Regions from separate parts of the Homo sapiens genome. Here region 1 is linked to region 2. Evidence: chromatin contacts called from ENCODE Hi-C or POLR2A ChIA-PET data. All regions are on one chromosome and are shown on one strand. The core of a region is the stretch at or near the end of the contact, and the rest is flanking DNA. Distances in the headings are between cores, read along the strand shown. Region 1 has its middle 19 kb from the start of TJP2. Region 2 overlaps PIP5K1B (phosphatidylinositol-4-phosphate 5-kinase type 1 beta).

The links. A loop is a pair of places that touch in the nucleus more often than their neighbours do. ChIA-PET counts read pairs that join two places held with the same protein, here RNA polymerase II (POLR2A). Pooled maps may share reads with other maps.
Region 1: a loop to region 2 is called in a pooled map, with 2.1 times the contacts of the local background. The contact joins two enhancer-like sites. A Hi-C loop is called at or near these places in 5 of 50 pooled maps. POLR2A ChIA-PET finds 5 or more read pairs at or near these places in 3 of 52 experiments (A549, activated CD4-positive, alpha-beta T cell and activated CD8-positive, alpha-beta memory T cell).

What each region holds. Positions count from the first base shown.
Region 1 is chr9:69,152,910-69,157,171 of GRCh38, reverse strand. It overlaps a transcript of TJP2 not described here. Among named protein-coding and RNA genes, the nearest start is that of TJP2, 19 kb to the left of the region's middle. RefSeq lists an enhancer at 1,733-1,792. Within about 2 kb of position 1,356, at least 4 of the 41 ENCODE cell types and tissues checked have a DNase peak (open chromatin) inside an H3K27ac peak, as active enhancers do.
Region 2 is chr9:68,979,227-68,983,451 of GRCh38, reverse strand. All of the region lies in intron 14 of PIP5K1B (phosphatidylinositol-4-phosphate 5-kinase type 1 beta), which reads right to left. Among named protein-coding and RNA genes, the nearest start is that of PRKACG, 33 kb to the left of the region's middle. Within about 2 kb of position 1,436, at least 4 of the 41 ENCODE cell types and tissues checked have a DNase peak (open chromatin) inside an H3K27ac peak, as active enhancers do.

The sequences.
Region 1 (4,262 bases), core at 107-2,606, 170 kb before region 2:
AAATAAAATTTGAAGGGCCCCTGCAACCATCTGAATGGACTTCCTCCTTGGCCGGGGAACCCTAAAATTTAACCTGAAAGACTGGTTCAGGCCATGAAGGGAAGTGGGGGTTGGACATGCCCCATCATACCCCTCCAATATTAACATCAACACTGACCTGAAGTCTGATAAGAAATGTTTACAGTTTATTCTCTAAAGCCTGTTACTTGGAGGCTTTAGAATAGCAGTACTTATGACCTGGCAGCCCCTAGGTACCCCTAGAGTAGAGTACCTATGACCTGGCAGCCCCTCTACCCCTTTTGAGTTGTCCTGCTCTGCCAGATGGAACCAATGTAGTAAATCTTACATGTATTGGCCGGGCGCGGTGGCTCACGCCTGTAATCCCAGCACTTTGGGAGGCCGAGGCGGGCGGATCACGAGGTCAGGAGATCGAGACCACGGTGAAACCCCGTCTCTACTAAAAACACAAAAAATTAGCCGGGCGCAGTGGCGGGCGCCTGTAGTCCCAGCTACTCGGGAGGCTGAGGCAGGAGAATGGCGTGAACCCGGAAGGCGGAGCTTGCAGTGAGCGGAGATCGCGCCACAGCACTCCCGCCTGGGCGACAGAACGAGACTCCGTCTCAAAAAAAAAAAAAAAAAAAAAAAAAATCTTACATGTATTGATTGATGTATTATGTCTCCCTAAAATGTATAAAAGCAAGCTGTACTCTGACCACCCTGGGCACATGTCGTTAGGACCTCCTGAGCCTGTGTTATGGGCATGTCCTGTAACCTTGGCAAAATAAACTTTCTAAATTTTTCTTTTTTTTTGGGACAGAGTCTCACTCTGTTGCGCAGGCTGGAGTGCAGTGGCAATCTCAGCTCACCGCAACCTCTGCCTCCCAGGTTCAAGCAGTTCTGGTGCCTCAGCTTCCCAAGAAGCTGGGATTACAGGTGCACACCACATACCCAGCTAATTTTTGTATTTTTAGTAGAGATGGTGTTTCACCATGTTGGCCAGGCTGGTCTCAAACTCCTGGCCTCAAGCGATCTTCCAGCCTGGGCCTCCCAAAGTGCTAGGATTACAGGCGTGAGCCACCCTGCCTGGCCAAACTCTCTAAGTTGATTGAGACTTTGTCTCTGATACTTTCTGGTTTACATATAGGAGTCACAATGGAATTCTCAGAACAAACACAAACCTTTTCTTCTCACCTAGTGCAGCATCTCCAGACTCTTTTAATGTACAGGCTCTGCTCCGAGTTTCTCTTCCCCCATAAGTGCACATAGCCAATAACTTTTTAGCCTCAGGTTTCCTTTCAAATATCACCTGCCGCAGGAATCCTCCCCTGACTTAGTCACTGCTTCAGGCCTTCTGCCACATCCTCTTAAGGGGGTGAGGGCAGTACTTTACACACAGCAATGCAATTTACTGATTCCAAATTAGGCTCCAAAGTCTACCAGGGACAAGCTTAATATTCCTCTACATTTCCCTCAGCAGCACAGTGCGAGATGCTCATTAAATATTTGAGGACAGAATCCCTTCCCCACAGATAGAGAAACTGGCCACACACACCATCTGTAAACAAGCCCATGCTCTAAACCAGCCATTACAAGTACTCTCCAGGTTAGTGGTTGTCAAAGTAGTGGAAACCAGACATGCAAATTCCTGGGACTTACCCCAGACTGCCTGAAGCAGAAACCCTGGGGGTGGGGCCCAGGAATCCGTGTTTTAACACGCCCTCCAGGCGATACCGATGTGCCACTGCTCTGGGTCTGTCCATCCCAGTATGGAAGTTTGGCTGCTGGAGTGATTTCCCTGAGAATTCCTGTAAACCGAGGAGCCCCTAGGGAAGAGGGAAAGAAGCTATAGAGGGGCTCCCAGGTGCACAGAAGTAAAAGTTTCGAGCTTTCACCTTCAACTCACTTCTTTTGTTTTCTTTTCCTTTTTTTTTTTTTTTTTTTTTTGGAAATGGAGTTTCACTCTTTCGCCCTTTCACCCAGGCTGGAGTGAAGTGGCACGATCTCGGCTCACTGCAATCTCTGGCCCACCAGGTTCAAGTGATTCTCCTGCCTCAGCCTCCTGAGTAGCTGGTATTGTAGGTGCCCAGCACCACACCAGGCTAATTTTTGTATTTTTAGTAGAGATGAGGTTTCACCATGTTGGCCAGGCTGGTCTGGAACTCCTGACCTCAGGTGATCCACCCACATCGGCCTCCCAAAGTGCTAGGATTACAGGCGTGAGCCACTGACCCCAACCTCAACTCACTTTTCTAAGCCTATATGATGGGGTGAGTCAGTGATAACTTTAAGGTATCTAAATTGCCTAACAATGAGATTTCGTATCTAGAAAATGAAGCTCTTCACCAGACTATTAGCATCTTTTTTTTAATTTTTATTTATTAATTTTTTTATATAAAATTATAAAATTGAAAAAGAGACAGGGTCTCCTTATGTTGCCCAGGTTGGTCTTGAACTCCTGGGCTCAAGGGCTCCTCCTGCCTCAGCCTCTGAAAGTGCTATGATTATAGGTGCGAACCACCATGCCTGGCCTTCTTTTTTTTTTTTTAATGGAGACAGGGTCGGTCTATGTCGCCCAGGTGCTCTTGAACTCCTGGGCTTAAGCGATCCTCCCGCCTCAGCCTCCCAAAGCCTTAGCATTATTTCTGAAGGCAAAGATGATCCTGCCAAGTCAGAAAGGTGATAATCAAAGCCCCTTAAAGTTGCAAAAATCCAGCCTCAGGCAAACAGTGCTCATCAGAGGAGAGACTCCAGAATGGCAGAGGAGAGCAGAATGAGTAGAGGCTGATGATTAGAAACCTCAGGTCCAGAGCGGTTTGGCAGACACCTGCTCCACCCACGCCGGACATTGCCAATCGATCACAACATTCTTGCTCAACAAACTTGAGCGGCACTTGCAAATCCTTAACTCCAGGCAGCCACCTAGCAATTGATCCAAACTGGCCTTAGAGAGAAACCTTTTTACTCGTCTGAGTTAAGGAGTTAAGTCTTCAAGCTCTGTAGAATTAGTATAGAAATACAAATCTCACTGAACTTGGAAGTCAGGGGCTGTGCAACCACAAAGGAATCATTTAAAATCTTTGAATCTCAAGTTCTTTATTTACAAATGGGAGCTAGTTAATACTTTCCTCTTAGGGTTGTTGTGAGGAGGAACCATATGGGTGAAAGCACCTTGCCCCTTGCTTGGCACATAAAAGGCCCTTAATGAGTGTTTGCTGGATCTGAAACTAGGGCGACGTGAGATGCCTGGGAAAAAAATCCACATCACTCAAGCTCACCCAAGGCTGATTCGTCCCAGAAAGCCAAGCTTAAGTGTTTACACATGAAAGAACTCTGGAGTAAGGCACTGACTTAGGCAATCAAATTGATGTTGGAAAGGCATGCAGTTCATAGTGCAGGTACAGGGAACCAGAACAAGGGAGGTATTTATCAGGAGGGGCTGGCTAGAGTCAGAAAGAGCCTTTCCTCCAACAGACAATGCTAGCTCCAATCTCTCTTTGCCATACTCTATAGTACCCCTCCAATTTATTTGAATAATCAACAGATCCTATCTAGAAATCTAAAGATTTTAGGAGAACAATTTTTTTCTTTTTTGAGACAGTTTCTCTGTATCGCAAGGCTGGAATGCAGTGGCACGATCTCAGCTCACTGTAACCTCCACCTCCTGGGTTCAAGTGATTCTCGTGCCTCAGCCTCCCGAGTAGCTGGGATTACTGGCAGGCACCACCACGCCTGGCTAATATTTTGTATTTTTTGCAGAGATGGGGTTTCGCCATGTTGCCCGGGCTGGTCTCAAACTCCTGGGCTCAAGCCATCCTTCCACATTGGCCTCCCAAATTGCTGGGATTACAGGCATGAGCCACCGCGCCCAGACAAGGAAAACAATTTCTGGAGTCTGAGCAGGTATCTGTCTTCTCATGTTTGGGACGTTTTTTTGTTGCTGAGATAGAGTCTCACTCTGTTGCCCAGGCTGGGGTGCAGTGGTGCAATTATAGCTCACTGCAGCCTCGAATTCCTGGGCTCAAGCGATCCTCCCACCTCAGCTTCTCATGTAGCTAGGACTACAGGAGCACACCACCATGCCCAGCAAATTATTATTATTATTTTTTTTTAAATAGAGACAGGGTCTCACTATGTTGCCTAGGCTGGTTTCAAACTCTTGGCCTCAAGCGATCCTCCCACCTCTACTTCCCAAAACAGTGGGATTATAGGTATGAGCTGCCTTGCCTGGCTGGGACCTTTAAGAGCTCCAGAGGGCGGAGCTT
Region 2 (4,225 bases), core at 187-2,686:
AGAAAAAAGATAGGAAGTGAGTAGCAGAAGCCAACTCCAAACAGCAAACTCTCCTTGCTCTGCCATCATAGGATCTCAGGCATGAGCCACATCCTCCACAGGACACTTATCAAGCCCTCCCAAGTGTCCCTGGGTGGGGACAGACACCTCTGATCAACAGTTCTCTCTAAAGATCACATTCTAACTGCCACTCTTTTCTTGGCCTCAATAACCTCTTTTAAAGGCTGGAGGTGGGTAGTCAGCTGAGGGCTGTAGAGCTGATTTTCTGCCATTCAAAAACCAGTTTTGACCTTTGCAAGTGCTATAGTCTCACATTTACTTTTGTTTTGGGCCTCAGCCAAAACAGATACTAAAAATATTTCAGTTTAACACTGTCACATTATTTTTAGCAAAGAGAGATTAGTAAAGGTTATATGCACTACTGAAGAGAAAGGTGTAACTTTCCTAATCAAGAAATGTTTCACATAGGACATAAAGTCTTACCTAGGCTCAAGAACCTATAAACTGTATGCAGGAGTATGTATGTGCATGTCCATTGTGGCTTAAAAAATAATGAAATGTAATTATCAAAAGAGTAAGGAGATAACGCAAGAATAAGTCATCTAATTCAAATAAATGCATCCATAGTCTACAGCAAAGTCTTCTCTTGAAGATGCCCCAAGCAGTAAAGGTAATATAATTTTTTTTTTTTTGAGATGGAGTCTCGCTGTCACCCAGGCTTGAGTGCAGTGGTGCAATCTTGGCTCACTGCAACCTCCACCTCCCGGGCTTAAGCGATTCTCCTGCTTCAGCCTCTCAAGTAGCTGGGACTACAGGTGCGCACCACCATGCCCAACTACTTTTTTTTTTGTATTTTTAGTAGAGATGGGGTTTCACCATGTTGGCCAGGCTGGTCTTGAACTCCTGGCCTTGGGCGATCCACCCACCTCAGCCTCCCAGAGTGCTGGGATTACAGGCGTGAGCCACCGTGCCTGGCCAGTAATATACATTTAAAAAAAGGATTTTCATTTAAATGTCTATGCCATTGATCAATTTAATATTCATTGCTCCTCAGTTCTGACTTTGGGAAGTATTCTTGCTTTTGTCCTGATATTTTTACTGCATTGTTGATTTCCTGGGCACAAGCCTATTTAGAATCAATTTCTAATTTATCTGGCTGAGAGTTTCCTAGGTTCTGTTTTAGGGGTCACTTAGAAGCAAGGATACCTCTCTTAGGAGGAATATCCTGAAAATCTAGTGGTCAGGTCAGAGTGCCCACCATTTCTCAGACTTGTGGCTTGGGAAGATCCAGTTACAGCAGCAAATTTACGTGACTGGGTTTAGGAGTCTGGCTGCCTGCCTAGGTTCTGCACCATCAAGTTTTGCCACAATTCTCTCGATTCAGGCTGTCTGAGGGCTAATTGCATGTAATTTGCAACAAGCCACACAGGAAACTGTTAATCTACTCAGCTATGTTCTTCCCTTGTAAAAACACAGAAACTGCCAGTACTCTTCCCGGGCTCTGTGCTCTGCTCTCCGAACAAGTCATAAACTTCTCACAGGTGAGAGCAGTACAGGAGGAGCGATTTTTCTTCCTGGCTGTCTCTCTAGGAGAAAACGTTAATGGCACCCTGATGCCACACAGGCCTCTGTCATTTACAGAAAAAAAAAAAAAGATTCTTTTGGTTATCAGCAACATTAGTTTGGCTTCATTGGAGAGCATTAGCCTGGCTGGACTGCTGAAAACAGTCATTGATAATTTTATAGCCTGGAACACTCTGATTTCTGTTTGCAGACCTAATGAGTGTTTTATAGCTAATTCTCATGAGAGCATTTGTTGAGGGAACATATGGTACTATCCACAGTTTTTGTCTTTTAAAAGTCATTCTCTCACTGCCTCAATTTGTTTTAATCGAAGTAATAAACATCATAATAAAGCACACAACACAGATGACTTCTGATGAAAAGCAACAACCTCCTGCCCTCCCCACCCCCACCCTCCGCCATTCCCTAGGGGCAGCAGCCCTTTTTGGGATTTCTCTTTTAATATTTTCTGGCGATTCCCTTCATGTCTTTTGATGAATCAGGGGTTAAAAGATTCTTAACCTAAGGTAGCATCCATTGATTCACTATGAGGGACATTTACCCTCTTCTACCCTGTGTCTTCTTCCAACATTTGCTATTTATATTTTATTTTGTAACTGTAAATAACATACCTAGTGAGCTTTTTTATTCCATCAACCACACACCGTATCCTTTAACTCCCCACATTATTTCATCTTTGTCCCTGCTTTCCCCTCTCACTTTATATTAGACACACTTAAAAAACACCGAACAACTTTTATCTCTACTTTGTCAGGGCTGTTCATATTTATATCCTATCTTGCAGCTATAACAAAATTGCTCCCTCTTTGTCCACAGATTGGCTCTAAAATTAGAAAATTGACACATAGAGTTTATAGTATTGTGACTATATAAATATTGTATACTGCCTGGCCAACAGTGAGTTAGGGTTATATTTCCCTCTCTGGGTTCAGAGTCATAATTGCTGGGTCATGCAAAGAAAAATGTTTCCCAAATCAAAGTTAAATGGAGTCTTTTTTTTGCCCCCTAAGTTTGCTTAAATTCATGCCACATTTTAGGCTGCTTCATGTTAGGAGGTTTTTGCCCTTCAGAAACTGTCATGTGGGGAAGAAACCTCAGAGAATATCCAGGCGAAGGGCAGAGGCCTTGATACAAGCTCTGCGTCTCTGATTACTGGTTACAATGCTGGGCAAGTTATGACACTGAGCTCCTGGTTCCTCATCTGTGGGTGGGAAAGATGCCCAGCCCATCTCACAAGGCCAGCAAGAGGATCAGTTTGGATAGTACAAGAGAAAGAAAGGCCAAGAGAGGGTAAAGCTCTTTGGGATAAGCAAACAGGAGTATCAACAGGACTCTTACCTCTGAGACTCTGCCTGTTTTCATGGGGCTTTGATGAGGTCTGCTTGCATAGACAGATTTATCGTAAGACCTTGGAAAGAATTCCTTTTCTGCTCTTAGTTTAGCTACCAGAACATTAACTGATAACAAATGTAGACAGGAAAGCTCTACCTGCAGAGAACACCCACAAATACAGCCTGGTCTCACTTAATGGCTGCAAAGACTTGTTTAGTACCAGAGCCACACTCTGCTTAAGGGCAAGCCCATTCCAGCGTGACCCAGGCGCTTCTGAAGTGATGGTCAAACCAACACCTTGTGCCCCACTGGGAAAAAGCTCACCTTTGGTTGGGGCAGGGAGTGGGTGAGGATACTACAGGGTGTGGAAATTCTCAAGCACTAGCACTAGCGCTCCTGCTGCAGCCTGGACAGTATCAGCGTGTGGCACATCTCATGCTCCTGCCAGGACAGAGCGGCTCCTTCATGCTCAGCCCTTGGCTGAGTGTGTGGACACATCTACAAAACCCCCCAACACGGACCCAGGGAAGTAGAAAAGCTTTGACCACAGTCACTGCACCCAGAATGCTTAGCCGCCTGCCACCATACAGGAGGCTTTCAGAGATCTGCTTGTTTCTGCCTTTCTCACTTTCAGCCCTGAGCATGGCTGCTGCTCTTCCCCACTCTCCCACTTTTGCTATTTTTAGACAAGGAGACTGCCTGTTTCTAATGAAGGCAGCAGAGCAGCAGGCTCTCTCCTGGTATCAACCGATGGCTCCCCTCCCCGCAGTGAGCACCAGAAGCAGGAAGCCTGCTGCAGGCACAGCTCAGACAGCAGCACTTAGAACCCATAGGCAGGAAGAGACTCAAACAGTGTGTTTCCAGGTTTATTCATTGTGAGGACAGAAGCCACAATGGCTCAGAGAACTGGCAGTGACTGAGCTCCTGCCATGAGCAGCCTCAGAGGTGAGAAGAGGGCCTCCTCTCCCTTTGAGGGGAGTGACTCTGTGTGTGATAGGATATAAATATAAAAAGGGTTCCTCCTTTTTAAAGAGGAACCCTCATCCAAGTTCAGGGACCTTTTTCACCGTATATCGCTATGAGATTTGTTTTTCTTTCCAATATCATACCCCAACATGTACACACACAAGCACAGGTGTAAAGCTAGCAGGCATCGTTGACTGTGATGTTTATACTGTGATGACTGTATTACACATGTTATTTCATTTACTCATTAAAAAGAACCCTGTTAGGTGAGGTCTCTGGCTATTTATTTTGTACATTTGAGTATTAAGACTATCTTGTCTCACCTCTGGTGGCATTTGGATTT